Regions from separate parts of the Mus musculus genome. Here regions 2 and 3 are each linked to region 1. The links are chromatin loops, found by intact Hi-C in ENCODE. Cell type or tissue: heart. All regions are shown on one strand.

Region 1 (8,000 bases):
TGCCCAGGACAGCTAAAACCAAACAGAGTTAGGGTGCCGGGGGTATCAAGACAGGGTCTCACTGTATCTCTGGCTGTCCTAGAACTCACTATGTAGCCCAGATTGGCTTCAAACTCACAGAGACCCACCTGTCTGCCACCTGCATCCTGGGATCAGAGTCAGTTGTGTTGGGGGGTGGGGTTGTGCCACCATGCCTGGCCATTATTCTTTTGCCAGCACACCATGCTTTAATTATAAATCCAAACTGATTATGTTTTCCTGCATACATCATCTATCCTTTTTTTTTTTTTTTTTTTTTTGGTTTTTTTGAGACAGGTTTTCTCTGTGTAGCCCTGGCTGTCCTGGAACTCACTTTGTAGACCCAAGTGCTGGGACTAAAGGCGTGCACCACCACACCCGGCACCTTACCTTTTTTATGTCTAGGTAAAAATGGAAAACACATCCTGATCTGCCTCAGGGTTCTTATTGTAATCTGTGCAAACGCAGATGTAATCACTGCCTAGCATTATAATGGAGAGCTGCGTTCAGCCTCTTGGCTGCCTTCCTGGCCTTTGTATAATGTTGGAAGACCAGGAAAAGACCAGGAACAGAGACAAGAAAACCTAAGTAGAATCTCTGCAAATACCGCGCATGCTTTGACCATTGTGGAATAAAGGCATTGCAATTGAAATAATGGTTTCAGTAAGACTTGCAGAGTATATTGATGTAAAAGCTAGTATCTAGATTTGTTTTTAGTTTTCTGAGACAGAATCTTGTCCATACTAGTCTGGAACTCTACGCAGTCCTCCTGCCTTAGTACCTAGGTACTGACTGGGATTACAGGTCTGAGTCACTATGCTTGGCTTGGATTTGCTTTTGAATATTATCTTTAGAAGGCCTAAAGGCAGTTATAAAGCGTCATTTGAGAAACATCCTCCAGCATTGCCTTGTTGTGCAGAGACAATGGCTTGCTGTATCCAAGATAATATGCAAGTCAGTGGTCTCTGATCACAAATATTGGAATTTGTGTAGGAAATTATCTTATCCTCTGAGAAACTTAGGTTAATGGTGCAGCAGGAGTATAGAAATAGTTCATTTATTATAATGCATGTTATTATAAAGTTTATTTTATTATAACAGATGTGTGGGCTATTGTGAAGAAAGAAGGGACTTGACCTAACCTAGGGGCCCAGAGAAGGGTTGGTATTAACCTACAGAAAGATAGATGAAAGCCAGGAGTGGTGGCACATGCCTTTAATCCCAGGCGGATTTCTGAGTTCAAGGCCAGCCTGGGCTACAGAGTGAGTTCCAGGACAGCAAGGGCTACAAAGAGAAACCCTGTCTCGAAAAACCAAAAACCAAACCAAAACAAAACCCAAAAAACAAACAAACAAAAAGTTCAGGTTTTAAGGGCTGCTAAAATGGCAGTGGGCAAGGGTGCTTGTTGACAAACCTGGTGACCTGAATCTGATCACTAGGATTGGCATGGAGGAGAGAACCAACTCCTGTATGCTGTCCTCTGACTTTCAAATGTGCATGATATTCCCTGATACATTTTTAAATGTATATGGGTATTGTTTGGCCTGGAATGTATCTGTGCACATGACGTGTATGTATGTAATGCCTGTGGAGGCCAGAAGTGGTTCTAGGAATCAAATCATCGTCCTCTGAAAGAGCAGCCAAGACTCCAACTACTAAACTTCCCTCCTGCATAAATAAATGTAAAAATGTACACTTTCGACTGATATTGTGGGTCACTTTGGTACTTGTCACTGGGTTTGATCTCAAGTACTACACAGACCCAGTATGGGGAGAGACACAGAGAGAAATATTTTAAGTTCAAACTCAACTTCAGTTTCACTGGGAATCTGAAACCAGTCTGGGCTAATTGTCTAAAAAACAAACAAGAGAACAAACCCTAACTTCAAAACAGGGATGAAGAAGTAGCAAGTCACCACCAAGGCTCAGGTCTGCCCCCAAGTTCAACTCTCAACCTAGGATTTTTGGCTGATATGAAGACAGTGTTTAAAAAAAAAAAAAAAAAAAAAAAAAAAACAACTATTCAAATTCTTGGTTCTTGCAAATTTGCCAAAAGCCCTGGGTAGTTAGTTATGTTAGTTATAGTTCAGTGTTCTGGAAATTTCCTGACCCCAGCTGATCTCCTGTTTGCACTAAATCAAACAAAGAGATACACAGTCTCAGTAAACCATCTGTAGCTGTGGGTCTTAACCAGTCCTGGGATGTCCAGACTAGGTAGGAGTTGTCCAGGGGAGAAAAAAATGTTAATCAGAAGTCAAACATCATTTGCTTTTCAACCACGCTCTTGATGCCTCATATGAGGTTGAATGGAACATGTTCATAGCAGATTAAATTTTGAGAAGTCTACAGGAACAGGCAGTCTAAGTTCTGAGAACCAAGAGCCCTTGATGAAACTGGCTTTTATAATGGGCAAGAAAGAGGCAGGCAGCCACCAAGCCCCAGCAATCTACCCAGCTAGGTAATTCCAATATGCTGTCTCTATAGACAGAGTCGTCTACATTCAAGGATAAGCCATAAACAAATGGAGCAGCTGACTCAGTCCAAGAGCTCCCAGTAGAGAGACAGAGGTTGAGGCCCACACAAACAAGCAGCAGGAACACCTTTTCCCAGCCCCTTCGCTTAGTGCTGCCACTAAGTAAACACACTGGAGTCACTAAATGCAAATACTCTTGTTCACATACGAAGGCCAACTCTCCCCAAGTGACCTAACTGATTTGTCTACCAAGCCAATGTGTAATTTCCACTTCACTCAATTTCAACTTTTAACTCTGGTATCTGGTATTGCGACACCACACGTTAAGAGTACATTTCAAAAGAGAAGAAAACAAGTCGAGAGTTCCTTTTAGAAAAGCAAGCTCATTCCCCCACCACCCCCATCTGATTGTGAGGCATGAGCTTAGGTTTCCCCCACTCCCCTAAAACCAGAGAGAGACAGATCAGAGACCAGAGTGTTGATTAGGTGTGCTACCTAGTTCTTAACTATTAGAGTCAGCAAAATGGGCATAATACTATCGATATTCAGACTTCAGGGAGTTGTATTAGAGATAAATTCAAAAGAGCAGGACCTTCCCACTCCACTAAGTATTTGGTGTGTACTGGCTATTACTATCATAGAGGTCCAAAGAAGGACCCTGCTGAGACATCGCTGATCCTATGACAGACGGGAGGAGCGGGATTCTAAAGCCCGGAGCCGAAAGACTAAAGGGTGAGAAAAGGCGAAGAACCGCGGGCGCAGGGGCATCTGGGGCAGGAACCAGAAGCGGAAGGGACTAGGGAGAATTAAGGGCCAGCCAACAGGATCCCAAAAGACCCCACACTCACCCAGAGTGAATTCCCATTGCTCGTTCCCCAGAGAGCGTTCAGGCACCACCTCCAGGTCCAGCATTGGGTCGGTTCGCTGGGCCGGGCGGCCTCCCTGCGGCAGCGCAGACAGGACCCGGCCTGAGGAGAGCACGCAGCTGCTGACTGGTCGCTCTCGCCAGCCCGCGGACGTCCGGCTCTCCACTCGGTTCCGGGCGGCGACGGCAGCACGAACACAACAACACACTTCACCTCCCTTCAACCTCCCGGGCAGCAGCCCCGGCAGGAGAGGCTGTAGCAACAGCAGCGCCCAGAGCAACTGCAGCAAAAGTGGCGTGCCGGGCCGTAAAGCGTGGCAAAGGCGGGGCTAAATCATGAAGGCGGGGCTTGAGGCGGAGTCGCGCACGCGCAAACTCTGGATCAGAGGCCAGACCCGCGCGGGTAGAGCTGGAGGGAAGAGCAGCTGCTTTAGAACTTAGGGGCCACATTCCAGAGGTCCTGAAACTGCACAGCGCACCATATATGCCTACGCAAGAAAAGGCACAAGGCGGGAAACATGTCACACAAAAATAAAGTCTTCCGTCTGCACACTTGTCCCACTAATCTGCACTAGGAACAAAACGGACAGGAAGGACCCAGTCCCAGAGACTCACGGCCCCGCGGACCATTATCAAGCTTGTCACGTACTGACGCTGGCTGCCACTGCCTAAATTGTTCAGAAACCTACTCTCCTTGGACCCAGTGGTCTCTGAGCAGGGTCCACCTCAGAGTCGAGGATGTATGAGTCCGTTGGCAAGGGTTAGAGCGAGAGGATTTGAGTTAGAAGGCTGAAGAGTTCCGGGCCAGGTCTCATTTCCAGAAATGCTCAACCTAGGGAATACTTTCTAAGCACAGAGGCTGCCTCCTGCAGCTCCGCCTGGAGTCACCATTGCTGCTTGCCAATGCTTTATGGTAGTGACTAAAGCTCTTAAGTGTTCTGTGCCTCCGTTTCCAGTGAGTAGAAGAGGGGCTCCTCTAGTTATTCAGCCAGAATTTTCGGCTTGCTTGCTCTAGGGCACCCTAAAATTAAAAGGCAGCTGAGGCCTCTTTTGATGACAAGACCTCACACCCTCAGTCTCATTTTATAGACGAATAAATGAGGCACAAGGAGGGTAAAGACTTTACCCAAGCTTCCTTGATCCTAGGCAGCAAAGCTCGATTCCCATTATGTTTCCTAAGGGTAGTATTTAGCAGGGAACTAAGTGACAGACTAAATACTCAAACTGGCTATAAAGAAGCCTAACAGTGGATACGTCACAAAATTTCAAGTCAGTGCTATGGGATTAAACAAAATAAAATAAAAATAGTAGAACGTCTTTGAGAAGCATTGCTGCACGCCAAAACAACTGGGTCACTGGGCTGTCTGTCCAGTGGGAAAGTGGCTGCAGAAACGCTGACGTGTGTAGCTAGCTATGTTTAGAGGCTGGGTGTGCTGATTTGTGCCTGCTTGGAATCCCAGCAGTTGGGAGTGAGGCAGTAAAGAAGTTCAAGGTTAGGCCAGCCTGGTCTACAAAGTGAGCTCAGGACAGCCAGGGCTATACAGAGAAACCCTGTCTCGAAAAACAAAAAACAAAAAACAAACAAACAAAAAAAGAAGTTCAAGGTCGGGCTGGAGAGATGGCTCAGCTGTTTAGAGAAGTCAGTGCTCTTCCAGAGGTCCTGAGTTCAATTCCCAGCAACGACATGGTGGCTCACAACCATCTGTAATGGGATCTGATGCCCTCTTCTGGGGTGTCTGAAGACAGCTGTGGTGTACCCATACACATAAAAACAAGCATAACTTAAAAAAAAAAACGTTCAAGGCCATGCTGGGCTACAAAATGAGTTCAAGGCCAACTTGAGATAAAGTAGACGCTGGCTCAAAACAAAACAAAAGAAGGTGGACCCTTCCCCCACCAACTTTCTAAATTGAATTCTAATGCAAAGCAGAGTAGGAATAGTTATATGCTAACAATAACCAAGCAAGCAAGCACCAAACACTAGCTTTTATTTATGAGGAGGGGAAAGGGTCTGGGTTCTGAATAGGGATGCGGTAGGCTGAGCGGAATCTCAGGAAAAGAAAGACAAAGTCCCAGGCTTCTAAATAGGAAGAAAAACGATTTTTAAAGTTTGGATAAGCCACAAAACTGGGAATAATATTGAAGCAACTCCTAGGAGACTCCCAGTTGGTGTAGTGTGTAGTGATTTCTGTGAATTCAGGATGTTATCTTTGCTTATTTAAATGTGACCCATTCAAATTTTGTCCTAAGTAAAAGAAGCTTTGAGCTGGGTATGGCGGTGCACTCCTTTAATCCCAGCACTCGGGAGGAAGAGGCAGGCAGATTTCTGAGTTTGAGGCCTGTCTGGTCTACAAAGTGAGTTCCAGGAAAGCCAGGTTATACAGAGAAACCCTGTCTCCATAAACAAAAACAAAACAAACAAACAAAACAAAATAAGAAGCTTTGAATAGCCGAAAAGCTATTGGCAGAAGCAACAGAAGCAAATTCCAGGCTAGCCTGATCTACATAGTGAGTTTCAGGAGATCCAAGGCTACCTAGAGATCCTGTCTCAAAACAAAAACAAAGTCATGAACAAACAAACAAACAAACAAACAAACAAACAAACAAACCACTCAATGAATATTAGCGAAGAAGCTTAATTCCAGAGGATGCCTTTAAATGACAATTTTCCTAAAATAAGGGATGTTCAAAAATATGAGAAAGTAATCAATGAAGACTGTGTTCAGGAAGATAAATAATCCTGGTATCCTACAAATTGGATTTTGAGGGCAGCCTCAGAGAACAGCAGCTAATTAATAGCAAAACAGATGGACTGATAAATCCCAGTTCTACCTTAGCTCCGTATCTTGGGCAAATTAGTTCATTTCTTCAGGCCTGTTATCTGTTTGTAAAACAACCATGCACCTACCTCACAGATCTGTTAGTGGGTCTGCGCGCTTTTGTGTCTGGCTTATATGAAAACATTTTTAAATGTAATTTACAAATTACTTGATGGAATTGACAGGAGTTACTGTGTGCACATAGGAGGAGAGGAAGAGGCGAGTCAACCCTGGGGCTGTAGAGATGACCTACGTTCAGTCCCCAGAACTCAAGCCCAGCACCTCGCAACCACTTGTAACTCCAGCTCCTCTCTCTCTCTCTCTCTCTCTCTCTCTCTCTCTCTCTCTCTCTCTCTCTCTCTCTCACACACACACACACACACACACACACACACACACACCCCTAAATCAGGTGGATGGCTGAGTCATTTAAGAAAGGAGCTGGAGGAGCACGCATTCTTTCTGGTAATAATCGTGCTAACTTGGAAAGCAAGCTATCGACGGGCTTAAAAGACAAAGAAATCTCCTCAGAAGAGCTTTCCAGTGATATGCCAGTTATACACCAAGAACAGTAACTTCCTTCTTCAATTATGATTTATTTTCATTTTATGTGCATTGGTGTTTTGCCTGCATTTGTATCTGTATGCCAGCTTCTGATCCCTTGGAATGGGAATTATAGACAGTTGTGAACTGCCATGTGTGTGCTGGGAATTGAACCAGGCCATCTTAACTGTGGAGCCATCTCTTCCAGCCCCCCCCCCCTTTTTTTTTTTGAGACAGGGATTCTCTGTGTAGCCCTGGCTGTCCGGCAACTCGCTCTGTAGACCAAGCTGGCCTTGAACTCAAGAGATCTGCCTGCCTCTGCCTCCCAAGTGCTGGAATTAAAGGCTGGACTCTTTTCTTTCTTCTTGTAGTGCTGAGAATCCAACCCAGAGCCTTGTACATGCTAAACAAGTACTATCACACAGTTACACTTAAGTATTTAATAACTGAGAGTGGTATGTATGTATGTGGTAGTCATTAGAGCTAGCCATGAACATCCTGATTCTTCTAGCCAAAAGTTGGACTGCAATCCCTCCCTCCACTTGGAAGGTGAGCGCGGCAGCTGTGACAAGGGCTGTAAGTTGACTATGGTAACTCCATTTTGGTACCACAGATGAATTTTTGTCTTGCTAAGTAAAGTGTCAGTAACTGTAAGGGAGAATTTAAGGAAAATAGTTCTGGGGAGAAAAATAACTCAAGGCTGAGGGCTCTTTGAAAGGTTGCTTGCCCTTGCTTATTTTTGTTAACCGAGCATTTTGGCTTTTGTGATTATGTACTCCGCTTTCAGCAGCAGGAAGGGAACCTTGGGCCTTCCCTTCCAGCTTCTGTAACTAGCATCTTGCAGTTAGGAGAAAAGAATTTTGGGGGCTTTCCAGACAGGGTGTGTGTGTGTGTGTGTGTGTGTGTGTGTGTGTGTGTGTGTGTGTAAAAGACTTGGGGCTACACTTGGGGTTCTGGTTGGAATAAAGACTTGAATTGGCTCTTAGACTGTGTCTGAGTGGTCTTCTCTGGGGGAGACTAGCTTGGCCCAATAAAAATAGAAGATGCACGTCAACTCTAGGTATTTCCAAACCCCTCTTTATGATACCATCTCCTTTCTGGTTTGTCTCAATGGTTGGCAGTGTTCAGTTCTGCTGTATAAGGCTTAGGCGTACCATTGGTATTTGGCTCAAAGACTTCAAGCTGTTGGCTTTTCAGAAACTAGATTTTAACCACTGAGCCATCTCCCCAGCCCCATCTTTTGTTGGTTTTTTTGTTCGTTTGTTTTGTTTTTTGAGACTTT
Region 2 (8,000 bases), 55 kb after region 1:
CAAGCCCACGAGGACTCAACCCACACAAAAAAACCAAGGCAACCAAGGGAAGCTGGGAGTGGGAGAGGTAGTCTAGCTAGGGAAGAGCACACTGATGGGCTGTCCTGTGCCAGATGGCAAGTCTTGAAAACATACATAAAAGCAACAGTATATGGACTGAACACGTCCTATTTAGAAACATATATGCATATATGTATCAGAAAACAATGAAAGAAGAGACCGTGAATTTGAGGGAGAGTGAAGGGCATGTGGGAAAGCTTTCAGGAAAGAAAGGAAAGGGAGAAATGTAATAATATTATAATCTCAAAAAAGACTCCAAGTATGGAATGAAAACATGTTCTTCAGGAGGACAGCTGTGCAGACAAGGCTAGCCTGAGCTATAAAGTCATATTTTCGAGAAATAAAAAATAAAATGAAGAGACATATTTCCAAGTCAGCTTCAGAAAAGAAAAATAAGGAAAAGGGGGACAAGGCTTGGAGAGATGGCTCAATGGGTGAGGATGCTTGCTGACAGACTGACAGCTTCAATCCCTGGAATCTACATGGTAGGAGGGAACTGCTGTCTGACCACCATGTGTGCCCTGGCACACGTGCACACCCAAATACTAGACAGATTACCTAGAACCTCTTCTCAAAGAAAAAAAAAAGGAAAAATACAATTTGTAGGATCGAATATTTAGATGAGAGCCTCGAATGTCTAATTCATTCTCAAAGGAAATTTATGACGAATACAGCAAGCTGTAACACTGCTGTGTCACAACAACATTAAAATACAGCTGTTCAGACACACTGTGTCCTACGCCCAGTCTGTAATGCATGCACCAAACTCTGACAGGACACATAAACAAATGTGCCACTGCATTTAAGAAAGAAAGTCAACTCAGCCTGAGCATACAGCAAGTCATTATACTTTATCTTATCTTCTATACTTAACATTAGTGACATCCAGGAAACCCTTTACCGGTCATCCCACCCACCCACCTTTTGCTACACAAAGCAGGCCAAGGACGCCATCATCACTAAAGGGTGTTCTTCTACCGCTTAGGGCCAAAACTAAAAAGCATTCTTATGTTTTTTTGTTTTGAATCTCGTAACTAGAAATCAGGTATGGGTTGAAAGTGGTAGGCTCTCTTTTATGAAACACCTGAATGATTAAATATTCAATAGCTCTTGCTATATTTAATTATAGTGTTACCTCACTAGCAATTCAATTCCAACAGCCTTCATTTAAAATATTAAAACATCTTTAAAAATAAATCTGGTTTCAGTGACAAAAAGTTGTTCATTGTTTTTTTTTTTTTCCTTTCCATTTTTTATTAGGTATTTAGCTCATTTACATTTCCAATGCTATACCAAAAGTCCCCCATACCCACCCACCCCCACTCCCCTACCCGCCCACTCCCCCTTTTTGGCCCTGGCGTTCCCCTGTTCTGGGGCATATAAAGTTTAAAAATATGTAACGCTTCACGAATTTGCGTGTCATCCTTGCGCAGGGGCCATGCTAATCTTCTCTGTATCGTTCCAATTTTAGTATATGTGCTGCCGAAGCGAGCACAAGTTGTTCATTGTTATACGAACTACATCTCAATTAAAAAAAAAAGCGACATTCACCAACAGCCTTATACTGTTAACCTGTATTCAAATTGTACCTTTACTTAAAGTTTGGGCTAAGGCAATGGGTCTGTCACTTGAGCAAATATTAGGATTTCATTACACAGTGCTTCAGTTTAAAACAAAACAAAACAAAAACCACCCAACCAAAAAAAATCTCTTTCCTACAGTTCTTCTTTTCGTTGCTTCCTAACCAACACCTCTAAGGAGGATAACGAAGAGGCAAGAGAGGAACTAGATCACTTCGATATTTTTCAACCCAGGACTTGCCGAGTCCATAGCAGTCTTCAAATATAAAACAGGAACCTCTAGATGAACTATGGGATTTGTCTGTGTAGCACCAGGCAATTCTTTAGCAACTCCAATACTCAGACAGGCACATCGAGGTTAGAAAAAGGAAAATATAGATTTCTTTCGGATTCTTAACATTTTAAGAAAAGAAAATTGTTCATCCACTGGGGCCCTTTCTCTCGTCTCTCTCTTCTATTAGGACAGTCTCTCTCTTCTATTAGGACAACAGATAAGTGGAATAGATTTACTCTCGGCTGTACTGGGAGATAGCTTCTCATATAGATTTACCAATCTCGCTTCTCAGAAACAAGCCTATCGCTGATCCCCCTCCAATGATTCTTTACACGTAGGGCTGTATCCTTCCTACAAGCACCCCGATGTCTGGCGGAGGTCACAGCCTAGGCGACAACCTCCGCCAAGCTCCGGTTGGAGCTCCGCTCGGATTGCCGAGCCGGCACTAGGACACGCAAACCATCCCACGAACCGAACCATCGCGGCGGGCCAAGGAGAAGGCGGGTCCGCCCGAGGGCCGAGCCGAGCCGCCCCGCCAGCATCTGCCTCTTTCTTGCTTTTCGAATCCGGACTAAGGAAGTGAGCCTGCGCCCCCGGCTCAGTTCCGGGAGCCGCAGCGTCCGCGGCGCCGTCCGGAACACGCCCGGGGCCGCGCGCAACAAGTGACTGGCGCGCGCCTGGGTCCCCGCGGCCTCCCCGCGCGCACCGGGGGTAGGGTGGGGGGGTCCCTCCCCGGCGACTTACGATCTCCGAGCGACCGTCGCGGCAGGCGTTCTGGAAGCGTGTCTGGCGCTCCTCGTGGGGCCGGTCCCTGAAGCCCGTGTACTTAATCTGCAAGGCAGAGAGACGGCCCCGAAATCAGGAGTCAAATCCGCGGCGGCACCCGCCGGCCCGCCCGCCCGCTCCCCGCGGCTCCGATAAGGGCAAGCAGAGCCTGTGGGCGGACTGCTTGCCGGGGCGAGATTCCCCCTCGGCCGGCGCGCCGTCCCGGGGGCTTCCCGGCAACCGAGCCGCTCAAACTTTTCTCCTCCCCGGGCCCACTCGGGGCGCGCCGAGGCCTCCGCGCCTCCCCAACCGCCTCACCTCGCACTCGCGGCTCAGCTTCCTGAAGAACTCCTCGTTCTCGAACTTGCTCCTCTGGTCCGGGACGACGCGCGGCATCTTCCCGCCCTCAGGCCGCGCCGGCCGGCCGCGCTCCCCAGGCTCGCGCGGGCACCCGCTGGCGGGCTCCGGTGCTGACCGCCTTGACCGCCCACCCGCGGCACCCGGACTCCCGCTTCTCTTTGTTTCAGGAGCCCGCCCGCGTGGCCTCCCGCTCCAGGGAGGCTGAGGTGCGGCCGTGTGCTTGGAGCCCAACCCACGCTACCGCCGCCCGCCTCAGCCGTTGCCGGCCGTCCTCCCTCCCGCCCGCCCGCGCAGACACAGCTTCCAGCCTCCCCCGGCTGCGGCCGCCACTTCCTCTCGCCGCCCTCCTCGCTCTCCCGCCCCGCGCCGGCCCCACCCCTCCTCCTCCTCCTTCTCCTCCTCGCGCGCCCGCCCGCCTCAAACTCTAGCAAACAAGACGCACCATTCACAACTCCACGACCCGCGCCGCGCATGCGCCACCCACCCGCTTGCGGGGCCGCTGGGTTGCAGTGAAACCCTGCTCCTTCCTCAGCACTTCCCCTTGCCTGTCCGCGGGCTTCTCTGCGAACAACCCGCCCAGAAGGGATCCGCCCCTCTCTTAGCAACTAGAAGCGGACCCGCAGACCTTTTTTTTTTTTTTTTTGGCCCTTTGTGAGCGATCTGGAACTTCTTGGCTCCCCAGCCAGCCACGCAGAGTCACCCCCAGAAGGGCCACTTGAATTCAAGGAAACCTAAATCTTAGAGGACTTTGCATACAGGGAGGGATGTGGACTGTGCACTGAAAGGTGGAAGTAAGCATCTAACCAAATCATGGTGTAAAAAGGTGGTGGCTATTGAAACGGGGTTGGCCTTAGGATTCCGTGTAGCTCTGCCTGCAGACAAGGTTTAGACAAGTACCAGACCAGTAAGTCTCAGATTAGTAATTTCTAAAATGCACACTCATAAGTTCATGGCGTTAGTAGGAGAGTGTTTATGTAGATCTAGCACATCATTTAAAGGAAAACTATCTTAATTATATGTAACCGGTTGCCAGTCCATATTTTTACCCAAATGTGCAATCAAACAAGAAAAAAAAAAAAAAATCCAAGATCTGCAAGTTCTAGAGAACTTACCAGAGCAGAAGAAAACCAGACTCGGGGTTTGCAGCAGAGCTTGAGCTAAAGCTGACCCTCAATAAACTCTGATCCTTAAAAATCGCAGTTTGTTAAAAGTTCAGTTCAAGGATGGCAGGTAAGTGCCAACTCTTGGCAGCAGCTGGCCAGATGCTAAGGATTGTGAAAAGATACTCATAAGTCACTGGAATCAGTTCTGAGGTCAGTTGTTAATGCCTGCTTGAATACAGATTTTGGCAGAATTTCACTGCTAGTCCAGCCCAATCTCATTTATTAGATAGGGACCTAAACGTGGGTAAGGAACTGTCCTAGTTTGCCATAGACAGCTCTCATTTTTAGCAATGACCTCCCCCCGCCCCCCAAGCCTTCTGAAGCTGCTCAGTCCCTAACAAACTAGGAGGGTTAATCATCTTAACTGAAGTCTGGAGAGTTGATTACCCAAAATTAAAGGTTTGTTGGTGGGAGTGGTGTGTGTGTGTGTGTGTGTGTGTGTGTGTGTGTGTGTGTGTTTTGAGTAAAACATACTGCCATGATAAAACACCATGTCCAAGGCACGTTATAAGAAGAGTTTGTGTGAGCTTACCACTCCAGAGGGTTAGAATCCCTGAACGGTGGAGCATGGTGACAGAGGCAGGAAACTGAGGGCTCACATCTTTAATCAGAAAGCAGAATAAGATTTAGGAATGCCAGTGGCTTTGAAACCTCAAAGATGGCCCTGGGGACACATTTCCTCCAGCAAGGCCACACCTCAACAGTGCCATCACAGGGGATTAAGTATTCTAACATCTGAGCCTACGGGAGGGCCATTTCTCACTCAAACCACCACAGTCTAGGCGGTGCAGTTCAAACCCAGGGATTCACCTCATCAAGCGCTTTACCACTGAGCTGCAGTCCCAGCCTTCATGGTCAGGGGTTTTAGCAGTGAAATTTGTAAGCAGCACGTACTTACAGTGCCAGCGACTTTGGCCACCGAGGTGGGAAGATTTCTTGAGCCGAGGACCTGTGCCAAAAAAGAGAATCAAAAAAGGAGGAAGGAGGTGATTAGGTTGATGGTTTTAAAAGACATACTCCTTCCATTAGCAAATATGGAATTATCTCCTTCTTGGGGCAGGCACCCTCCATCCCACCCCAAGCCTATAGAACAGATTAGGTGCATGAATGGATGCCAACAACTTCTATCGATGGATCTTCAGCTATTTTACCATCTTTTCACTTAGTCATTCATTTATTTATCTATTATTTTTGGTTTTTTGAGACAGGGTTTCCTCTGTGTAATGCTAGCTGTCCTGGAATTTACTCTGTCCACCAGGCTGGCCTGGAACTCAGGGACCCACCTGCCTCTGCCTCCCAAGTGCTGGGACTAAAGGTGTGTACCACCACTGCATGGCTTCATTTATTTATTTATTTTTAATGTTTGTGTATATGTGTGCCCGTGCATGCACACACACGGGTATAGTGTTTGTATGCGGGCACACATGCAGTGGCTTGTATGGAGAGTTCAGAGGACGACTTTGTGGAGTCAGTTGTCTCTTGCCACCTTAACTCCCAGGAATTGAACTCAGGTCATCGGGCTCTCACACAGCAAGCTCTCTTTAGCTTGCTCAGCTCTCTTGCCAGCCCTGCTCAGCCCTGTTTCAATTTCAAGGGACAGAAACCCTATTCCAACAAACTTAAAACTGAAAGAGGTCACCTATTTCAAATAAACAAACCAAAGACAGACAGGCACAAATGAACATCACCCAGACTGTAAGAACCCACTTCTGTTTCTCCTTTCCCTTCACTCTTAATTCTCAAAGGCTCTCTTAGTCACCTAATCTGTTTCCTGGCAAACGCTAGCATCAGCCATTCTTCAGCTTCTTGAAAATTATTACGGGAAGGACTTTGATTGCTCGTCCTAGGTTCACATAGCTTCCCTTCTGTAAAATGTCCAGACAGACGTACTGATATAATCTACCAGTTTACATTATCTCACCATCCATCAGGGGTTAAAGGCCTGTGATCCGCAGCAACAGAGGCAGTTTGATGAACTGAGAGAGAAAAGCCTTTTTCCCCCAGAGAGGGAATGAATGAAAATGTGGTATGGGCCCACTGAGTGGTCTGTATCAGCTCTCTCTAGCAAAAGATACAATTTTTTGTTTATATATTTATCGTTTTCTGTGCGCTAATTGTTTCTCATATTGGAAATAAAAATTGAAGCTGGGAAGGATGACCCAGTCCTGTAATGCTAGACTGGTACTCGGAGACTGAGGCAAGAGAATGTCACATCTCAGACCAGCTTGGGCTGCTACACAGGGAGACTGTCCAACAACAACAACAACTCAATCAAATAAACAAAAAAAAAAAAAAAAAAAAAAAAAAAGAAAAGAAAAGAAAGAAAGAAAGGAAAATCAATCATTATTGTCCCCTGAGAGGAAAAATAGTCTCAAGAACAAGGGATCTGGAGGTAGATAGGGGTTACTTCAGGGGAACACAGAGCAGAGTATCCTGTCAGCTGAAGGGGGGTGGGGAGCAGCATCCTCAGGGAAATAAATGGCAAAATCTGCCCAGCAAACAGAGAATGAGCACAGCCTTTGGCAACTCCAGGGCACAGGGTAACCCACACTCACCATGGTCTGGCATCTGAGCGTCCTGGCCAGGAAAAGAAACAAGCTGTTGGCTGTAGGGGTTCTCCTCAGCTGACCTCAGCTGACCTCAGCTGACCTCGGTATGCCTTTTTGATTTTGATTTTGGTTTGTTTATTTGTCTTTTTTGTTTATTTTCAAAAATGGGATTTAAGAAAAAATTATAAAGGAAATTTTCATCCAGATGAGGTACATTCGGGCCTGCACTCCTGGCAGTCTGGTTGAGTATGGATTGATTCAGACTCTGCCCTGTGAAGTTTACTCAGATCCAGATCTAGAAGGTCTGAAGATAGGTCTTTGTGCTGCTCAGAAATACCCTTCCCATCGCTTGTCCCAGACACTCATAATTCCTTTGGAGCCTTGTTACCTGGAACCTTTCTGTCCTAAGCATCCAACTAGCTTAGACTCCCCTGAGCATCTCCCCACCTTTCTGTCTGGGTAGTCACTTCCTGGGACCCCGAGTCCGATCTCCAGTAGACGAACAGAAAGTATACACTAGAGATCCTGTGGGGAGACGGCTCAGTCAGGAGAGTGCTGGACACTAAAGCATGAAGACCTGTGCTAGATCCCTAGATCTTACCTGTTTGCTTGTTTGTTTGTTTTTCGAGACAGGGTTTCTCTGTATAGCCCTGGCTGTCCTGGAACTCACTTTGTAGCCCAGGCTGGCCTCGAACTCAGAAATCCGCCTGCCTCTGCCACCTGAGTCCTGGGATTAAAGGCGTGCGCCACCACGCCCGGCTGTTTTTTTTTTTTTTTTTTTTTTTTTAAAGTAAGGCCTGGGTGGCTCATGCTTAACACTGGGGAGGCAGAGACAGGAGAATCCCTGGGACTTGCTGGCCAGCCAGATGCTTAAATTGAGAAGTTCTAGGTTCAATGAAAGATCCAAAGAGTAAGGTAGAGAACAACTAAAGAAGACACTGATTCCAACCTCCGGCCCACCAACACACACACACACACACACACACACACACACACACACACACACACACGCTCACGCATACCCTCACACACAATGCACACACAAAGAACAGGACTCAATAATCCTGGCAGGAGTTGATAAGCTTTCATTGTCTAGCCCAGTTATGAAACTCTGGCCTGAGTGTTTTAACGCCCTCGCCTCAGTTCATTCAGGCAGGCGTTTTTCTAAGCCAAGTCGTCTGTGCCGGTCAGGCAGATGAGGAAATTAGAAAGTGAAAAGGCAAATAAGGTGAATTACAAGACCCTGGCT
Region 3 (8,000 bases), 65 kb before region 1:
TGACCCGACGCAGTACCATGCTTATTATTAAATAGTTAATACATCACACCAGTCTCCAGACCTCAGTGTCCCTTGCTGTACCCATAGCCCAGATGGGAAGGCTGAGACCTCAAGCCGTCTCCTTTCTTCCTTAGTGCCGGCTACAGTGGCCCACACGCAGACCCTGATAGACTCTGAGCGACTCTTGGAGGCATATGTGAGCCTGCGGGAACTAGAGCAGCTGAAAGAGGAGACACTGGCACCCCTAGGAGGTCTGGAGTTGCCAATCTTCCAGGGGCTAGGCCTTCTGGCTGAGGCCCTAGGCCAAGCTGTGGAGGCGGCTGCAGGAGCTGCGGGGCGGCTGGCACGAGAGGACCCAGCCCTGCTGGTAGCTGCTATTCGTGTGGCAGAGGTGGAGACTGAGCGCACAATCCTGGGGCAGGCACCCCGAGACTGGCGGCAGCGATGTCTTCGGGCGCTACAGGAGGGCCTGGAGCGGGTCCACTTTGCATCGCCTGTGCTTCCGGAGCCAGGGGCTCTGGCGGGGTGGCTTGAGGCTCTGCAGGTAGCCTTGCCCGCCGAGTTGGCAACAGCGGAGGCATTGGTGGCACCCTGCTGCCCACCAAGCTACCGTGTGGTTGAGCTATGGGCCCACACCCTGCACAGTGGCCTGCGCCGTAGCGTGCAGCAACTCCTCGCGGGGCCCGAGCTAGGAGCTGCTGACACGTTTGCCTTGCTGCACTGGGCACTGCATGTGTACACGGGGTGAGTGTCCTTGGAGAAGCGGGAAGTGGGACGATTAGAGGCTCAGTGTGACATCCTGCTATCCATCTCTAGGAAGGAAATGATGGGGAACTTGGAACTGGGGCCTGAGGCTGATGTGTCCCAGCTAGAGCCCCTCTTGACCTCAGAGAACATTGAGCAGCTGGAGGCAGCCTTTGTGGCTCAGGTTCAGGTGACTAGTGACTGTCCGGTTGTCTAGTTGAACGTCATGTCAATACCCTGATATAGCTCGCTGCTCCTTACTCTTTCTTGCCAGGTAAGTGTGGCTCAGTGGCTGAAGAAGGCACTGGATGGAGAGGTAGCAGAGTGGAGCGGGGAACAGGAGCCCCCCACAGATCCATCCGGTTTCTACCACTCCCCAATGCCAGCCATTGTCCTGCAGGTAGGTGGGAAGAACCCAAGGAAGTAGGCAGCTCGCATATGGAAAGGGGAGAAGGGCAGCGGGTCTAGGAAATGTCTGAAGGCCGCTCCTCCCTGCTTGTAGATCCTGGCTGAAAACATTCAAGTGACCAACCTGATTAGTGACTCATTGCATCGGCGGGCGCATAACATGGCAGTGTCAGAGCTGGGCGCATTCTTGAGAAGGTTTGCCAAGCAGGGGGGCCCATCCACAATCTCCAGCCCTGCTCCCAGACAGCCCAAGGGCTCTGAGTAAACTGGACAGGACACACTAGTGTGTGTGTGTTACCCTTAAACAAATACTTGAAAGTGGGACAAGAGTTCTGGGGGTGCAGCTGTGGGGGTGCCACATTAGCAGCAAACCCAAGAGGCTCCTCTGCCTACTGCAGCTTCAGCGACGCTCTGATCCGATTCTCTCGAGACCATCTCAGGGGAGACGCCGTGGCCCCTCACTATGTGCCCTACCTACTGTCTGCCTTCAACCACCAATCAGCACTGAGGTACCACACTTTTCCTAACACACTTCTGAGTTCCTTTAAAGTCTGGATGCCACCCACACCAGAACCACTTTGGGCTCACAAAGATGGGGTTCTAATCCTCGCTCTGCTAATTATCAGTTGTATTACAAGGTACCTGTCACTTTTCTTACTAGTATTATTTGGATAATAATAAAATCGTCAGAGAATCATATTAGATAAAGATGTTAAATCTACTACATTCAGGAAATAAATTTTTTAAAAGATTTATTTATATGAATACACTGTACCTGTCTTCAACCCACCAGAAGAGGGCATCAGATCCCATTACAGATGGCTGTGAGCCACCATGTGGACCTCTGGAAGGGCAGTCAGTGCTCTTAACCACTGAGCCATCTCTCCAGCCCCCCCTTTTTTTTTTCGAGACAAGGCTTCTCTGTGTAGCCCTGGCTGTCCTGGAACTCAATCTGTAGACCAGGCTGGCCTCAAAGCCCGGCTGCAAATATATTTTTTTAAAGATTTATGTATATGGTACACTGTAGCTGAACCAGATGGTCGTGAGCCTTCATGTGGTTGTTGGGAATTGAATTTTTAGGACCTCTGCTTCCTGGTCAGCACCCCCTCACTCCAGTCAACTCCGCTTGTTCAGGCCCAAAGATTTTTTTTTTTTCTTTTTTCCAGACAGGGTTTCTCTGGGTAGCCTTGGCTGTCCTGGAACTCACTCTGTAGACCAGGCTGGCCTCGAACTCAGAAATCCGCCTGCCTCTGCCTTCCTCCAAGCTGGGATTAAAGACGTGCACCACCACGCCTGGCTCAGGCCCAAAGATTTATGATTATACATAAGTACACTGTAGCTGCCTTCAGACAAGCCAGAAGAAGGCATCAGATCTCATTACTGGTAGTTGTGAGCCACCATGTGGTTGCTGAGATTTGAACTCAGGACCTTCGGAAGAGCAGTCGTTCTTTCGTCAGCCTCCACCAGGCCTGGCTTATCTTGAGTGTTATGCTCTTGGTGGTGTGCAGAGAGGACAGACATACATGCGGGGAATTTTTACTCTTTTAAGAGCTCCCCTCTAAAACAAAATAAAAGGAAGAATAACTTAACTTGAGGTTACATTAGAGGCAAGTCCGCTGGGCATACTCTTCCTAGCCTTACAGAATACCTGAGCCCTTCATAAATTCAGAGCCGCCCTTTCCGCCCCAGCTCCCACCAGACACTGTACCACAAGGTGGCGCCAGAGTGGATGAATCCTAGAGGGCCATGCGAGCCTTGGCCTTGGTCCTGAAGTCACACTTTTTGGTCCAGATCTTCGGTCTCGGTCCTGCTGCCGGACGGGGAAGCTTCCGGGGTCTTAGCTCCAGTGGAAGCTGCGCTGGACGACGTACAAAGGAGGATCTGCCGCCTGGTTTTGGAAGTACTGCAGGTTGAGCTCCAGGTGAGGTCGCCATCCCAGTCTAGATTGGTAGTGTGAGGGAGAAACACGGTCTATTTATGGTGGCCTCTACGGGATCCGGATCATTTCCCTAGCCCTGTCTGTGCTATGCTTTCCCTAGCCCCTGTTCTCCGCTCTGCCCTCGCGCCGGTGGCTATTGAGTTCTGAGTTGCTAGATGGTGTGTGTGAGCAGACGTCGCACTTCTGCCAGGACTTCTGGCGCGTACGGAAGCCTGGTGTTCAGGTAGGGCGAGGAGAGGAAAGCTGGGGAAGGGGTTGTGCTGGTGGGACCCTATATTCAAACTGATTACTGTCCTGCAGCTGCTGCTGGCAGAGGCGGAACGAACCGTGGTGTTACAATACCTAAGGGCTCTGATGCAGGGCCGCCTAGTGTGCCGCGGTACGGACGAGCGGAGCCAGGCGGCTGAGCGACTTCGGCAGGATGCTGCCCAGCTCAAAGAGCTTTTCCTTGGTTTGGTGAGAGCTCATTGGGAGGGCAGACAGTCGAGGATCTCTGTAGTTGGGTGGGAGCCGAGGGCCCGCTGGAAACCCTGTTCCCATGTGTTCAGGGCCTGGAAGAGAGCGCTCACTGCGCGCCCGTCCTGCTCGCGCTGAGGGAACTGCTCAACCTCCACGACCCCACACTGCTTGGCCTCGAGGTGGCAGGCTTGAGGCAGCAATTTCCCGACGTGAGGTGCGAGGAAGGGGACAGGGGAGGAACGGCCCAGGAGGACGAGGGAGGGCTGGGCTGACGCACGTGGTGGTATTCCTGCAGCGAGGATCACGTCTCTGCCCTCTTGGACCTGCGCGGAGACGTGTCCCGAGAGCATCGTCAGGCAGCACTCAGTTCGCTGCAGGCGGGTCCACCGCCCTCACCGTCCACTGGCCGCCGGGCGCTCTTCAGCCTGGTACCGACGCCTACGCCCTCCCTGTCCTCCTGCCTCCCTTCAGGTCCCTGCTCCTGACACCCATCTGTTTGCGTAATAAAGCCACGTCTACGACACGTCTGAATCTATGTGTTGGGGGCGCGCCGGTGAAAGCAACAGTGCAATTAGGGGTCCGTGCACAGTGGTACATCTATAATCCTGGCTGAATCCTAGTATTCTGGCAGCATCTCACCTATGCAGACATCTGCTCTCTTTGTGGACTGCGTGCCCCGAACCCTGGGCTCCCGTGGAGTACTCACTTCCTATGTATCTACTACCGGCAAGCAGTAAATGGTTTCATCGCCCTCGCCAGTCGCTTTAGAAGCGCGGAAGTTTGAAGAGGGGGAAGTCTAGGACCAGACGCGGTCCAGGGGCGCAGGGTGGCAGCGAATCCCGCCCCTCTTCGCACGTTTGGCTCCGCCCACAGCGAGCTTAAGCACGCCCCCTACGGCGGAGACGGACGTGGCCCTTGCGTCTTCGTGTGAGCGTGCGCGCGCCCGAGTGCGCGTGTCTTTGGCGCGGGCTTCCATGGTCTCGGCGGCCAGCGATCGGCTTTGAGGAGCAGGAACTGCGGGCAGCAAAAGAGGCGTGATCAGGTGGGGGCGCGGCACGCGGACCGAACCCCTACCCCACTCCAAAAACCGAGACTAAATATGACTAAGACTTCACCCTTCTTGATTTACCAGGGAATTCCCCCAAGTCCATTGTCTCCTAGCTCCGCCCTCCATTGGGCACGCCCTTCACCCTGTCTCACGCCCTTTATTTGTCTTCAGGGCACGCCCTCCCAGAGCTCTTGGTTCCTATTGGTTGTTTTCCCACGTTATCTCTTTCCAGGGGTTCTTATTGGTGTGGGCCACACCCTCTCATTTGTCACCAGACCCCGCCTTCAGCAGTCAGGGACTCCAGCCTCACCCTGAATTCATTCATTCTGCAACTAGTGAGTGCGTGGGACGAGAGGGTGAATCAGACCCTTCCTGACCTCGGGGAGTTCAGGGCACGGTGGGGAAATATGGATCTAGCCTCCAGCCATGACAGCCTAGGGCTGTCAAGAAGCCATCAAGACCCTGGGACCCTTTACACATCGGGAAGGCTTCCCAGAGAAAGTGAGGCCTAAACCGGGCCCTGAAAAAAATGGTTAAGAGGTTGCTCCAGGGACACATTGGCAAAAGAATTCTTGGCAGAAGAACCTGAGACGTGAAAGAAACAGGTGAATTCTGGTAATTACGTGGAGGTAGGTGGAATGAACGAAGGGAAAATGGAAGAACTGGCCCATATAGTGGTCAGTAGACATCCAGAAAAGTATACAGTTTGAGGGTGAATGAGATCTGAGACTAGAAGTCATTTTTTAAGCAGCCGATCACTAGGTAAGGTGGAGGAAGACTCCGAGAAGGAGGAGGATGCCGGGGTGGGGGTGGGGGGAGTCTAAACAGGGTATCTAAGTTTGCGAAAGGAATGATTATAGTATTTTTGCTTTAGAGGTCTATTTTTATTATTTCTGGGTATGGGTATATGCATGTGCCCGTGGAGGCCAGAAGAGGGCCTTGGGTCTCCTGCAGCTGGAGTTAGCCTGCGTGGACACTAGGAACTGGATTTGGGTTCTCAGGGAGAGCAGCAAGTCTCTCCAGCTCCATGATTTAGTTCTTACAAGGACTCAGGTTCATCCATGGATCACAGTGGATTACAGTGCTGGATCAGGGACTGTTCTGGGTTCTGGAAGCACAGTTGCACATTATAGAAAGGAAAACCCAGATAAAGCCTTCAGATCTGCCATGCAGACAGTGAGCTAGCTGCAGTAGACTTCAGAGACAGCAACAACTACAGAAAAAGCTTAGTTCCAGGAGAGAGAGGAGGTTTGCTCTTTTGTAGAGATTTGCTAGTGCTGACTTTCTTTTATTCTTCTTTCCCTTTTTTTTTTCCTCTCTGTTTAAAGCTTTTAAAGACAGGTATTGCTGCATAGCCCAGGTTGGCCTGGAATTCACAATTCTCTTGTTTCAGCCTCAAGTGCTGGGATTACAGACATGTGCCACTACATCTGACAAGCTTTTCTTCTGTTTTTAATTTTTTTTTTATTAAAACACTTCCATGTAGTTTGATCATGTTTTTATCCACACACCCAAACTCCTCCCAGACCAACTTTCTCTCTCTCTCTCTCTCTCTCTCTCTCTCTCGTGTGTGTGTGTGTGTGTGTGTGTGTGTGTGTGTGTGTGTGTGTGTGTATGTCTAGGGCATCTCTTCTAATATGATATTTATGAAGATTTTTAAGAAAGTGACAAGTGACCCATGCTATTCTGGGGTGTGTGTGTGCGCACATTTTTATACAATGGGTATGTTCCGTTTAAAGTACCTGTTAAATAGTAAAGATACCTTGAAGATTGGGTATGTTGGCTTAATCCTGACCCAAGACTAGAGAGGTTGAAGTAGGAAGATGGTGAGTTGAAGGCCACATGGGCTACATAGGGATGCTCTGTCTAAAGCAAAGTTAGATAGGTGTGAAGAGTGTTGATCCTGGTCTTAAGGGAGGAGTCCAAACTGATTTATTTAAAACCATGATAGTGAAGTTGGGTATGGAGGTCAGTGGTTGAGGGTTTGCTTAATGTGTACAAGGCCCTGGGTAAAACAAAACAAGAAGGACTGGAGAGATGGCTCAGTGGTTAAGAGCACTGACTGCTCTTCCAGAGGTCCCGAGTTCAATTCCCAGCAACCACATGGTGGCTCACAACGGTCTGTGATGGGCTCCAATGCTCTCTTCTGGTGTGTCTGAAGATAGCTACAATGTACTTATATACATAAAATAAATAGTTGTTTTAAAAAACAACAGCGGCAACAACAACAGAACAGAACAGAACAAGAAACCACAAAATTAGATGGAATCCAGGGGCCGCTAGGGGGTGTGAGTGTAAATGGAATAGAGAAGTTGCCATATACAAGCCTTGGGTTATTACAGTGTTAAGAGGTTGATATTACAAGGAAGACCAAGAAGAAACAGCCAGTGATGTGGGCAGACAAGCATGCCCTAATGTGTTCAGAAAGGAAGATGGGAGTAATGTCCCCGGGCTAGAAGGATCAGCTGCACCAGGTGCTACAGACCCACACCATACAGATCCATTGGTGACCTTGAGCAGCTCAGTTTGATGGACAGCAGGACGTCTGCATGTCCAATGGCAGTTTGGGAAACAGAACTCAGGAGCGCACGGGAAAGAAGAAAAGGGAGATGGTGTGTAAGTGACTCAGGGTATCGTGCCGCAACAGGAGAGCAGCTGCGGGGAGTTAGGCGCGGACTCTCAGAAAGGTTTTGTTTTGTTTTTTAAGATGTTTTTTAACAACAGCATGTATTTCTTCAGTTGCCAGAAAGACTGGTGATGTAGGATCAAGGAGAAAGGCTACAGTTGAGTTTCTGAGCAGGCAAGGGGAGTTCAGAGGCTGACGCCTTCAGTGTGTCTCTGGGGAGAGAGTGGATTGCACTGAGCCCTGACACGCAGTCAGGGGTGAGTTCTCTGACAGTGGCCTTGGATGCCCACTGGGAAAGATATCTCAGCTAGGTGACAGGCCAGGGGCTGGTTTGAATGCGCTGGGTTTCCTCTGCTTCCCAAAAGCAGATTCTAATTCCATCCTGATCAATGGGAAAGAGAAGAGTATTTCATGTGGGGACTGGCCTGAGCAAGTGCATTCATTCAAACTGATTACCAAAGGGCGGGAGGCTGTAATGAGCTAGGTGAAGCGGGGAGGTGGGACTGGGAAGATGCCATCGGTACAAAGCAGATTGTGGGCTTCTCTCACCTGTGGTCCATCTAGGGATCTGAGGCGGTCTGTATTCTGCCAACTTCCAGATTGGGTAAGTGCTAAACACTGAAATTAGAACCATGTTTAAGACCTTAGTTTTAGCTCTAGATCTGACCGTCAGAGAGAATTCTAATAAATAGGAAAATGTCTACAATTCGTTGCCTTGCTTTGCTCCACCTCAGACTATTGGATAAGCCTGGTAGAAGGAATGCATACTTCTGGAG

The links. A loop is a pair of places that touch in the nucleus more often than their neighbours do. Peaks named below come from ENCODE experiments on the same cell type or tissue, not always from the same donor. Only the 100,000 strongest peaks of a DNase experiment are listed, where the experiment ranks them.
Region 2: it touches region 1 in a loop (3-fold over the local background); 12 of 42 quality-filtered maps call a loop at or near these places.
Region 3: a loop joins it to region 1, with 4 times the contacts of the local background. A loop is called at or near these places in 2 of 42 quality-filtered maps.

What each region holds. Positions count from the first base shown.
Region 1 is chr8:105,220,826-105,228,825 of GRCm38, reverse strand. D230025D16Rik (RIKEN cDNA D230025D16 gene) reads right to left here and starts at 3,639. Exons shown (of 16, transcript NM_145604.3): 1 at 3,340-3,639. The coding sequence starts at 3,403. In heart, no CTCF peak of the experiment used is centred here; a DNase peak (open chromatin) is centred at 3,675; H3K4me3 peaks cover 2,309 bases; H3K27ac peaks cover 1,656 bases.
Region 2 is chr8:105,166,051-105,174,050 of GRCm38, reverse strand. It overlaps Cbfb (core binding factor beta), which reads right to left and starts at 3,377. Exons shown (of 6, transcript NM_001161458.1): 1 at 2,998-3,377; 2 at 2,659-2,745. The coding sequence starts at 3,075. It overlaps Gm22063 (a small nuclear RNA gene), which reads right to left and starts at 1,555; the gene lies at 1,449-1,555. In heart, no CTCF peak of the experiment used is centred here; DNase peaks (open chromatin) are centred at 2,520 and 3,510; H3K4me3 peaks cover 3,132 bases; H3K27ac peaks cover 2,024 bases.
Region 3 is chr8:105,285,996-105,293,995 of GRCm38, reverse strand. It overlaps 4931428F04Rik (RIKEN cDNA 4931428F04 gene), which reads left to right and starts at 4,468. Exons shown (of 8, transcript NM_028888.2): 1 at 4,468-4,592; 2 at 4,831-5,227. Exoc3l (exocyst complex component 3-like) reads left to right here. Exons shown (of 14, transcript NM_177788.5): 5 at 135-744; 6 at 817-934; 7 at 1,019-1,144; 8 at 1,247-1,347; 9 at 1,551-1,661; 10 at 2,944-3,073; 11 at 3,192-3,314; 12 at 3,392-3,547; 13 at 3,640-3,764; 14 at 3,846-4,073. The coding sequence ends at 4,035. In heart, CTCF peaks have their summits at 1,934 (motif pointing right), 2,860 (motif pointing right), 3,715 (motif pointing right) and 4,455; DNase peaks (open chromatin) are centred at 2,885, 3,695, 4,465 and 4,785; H3K4me3 peaks cover 2,582 bases; H3K27ac peaks cover 914 bases; H3K27me3 peaks cover 2,438 bases.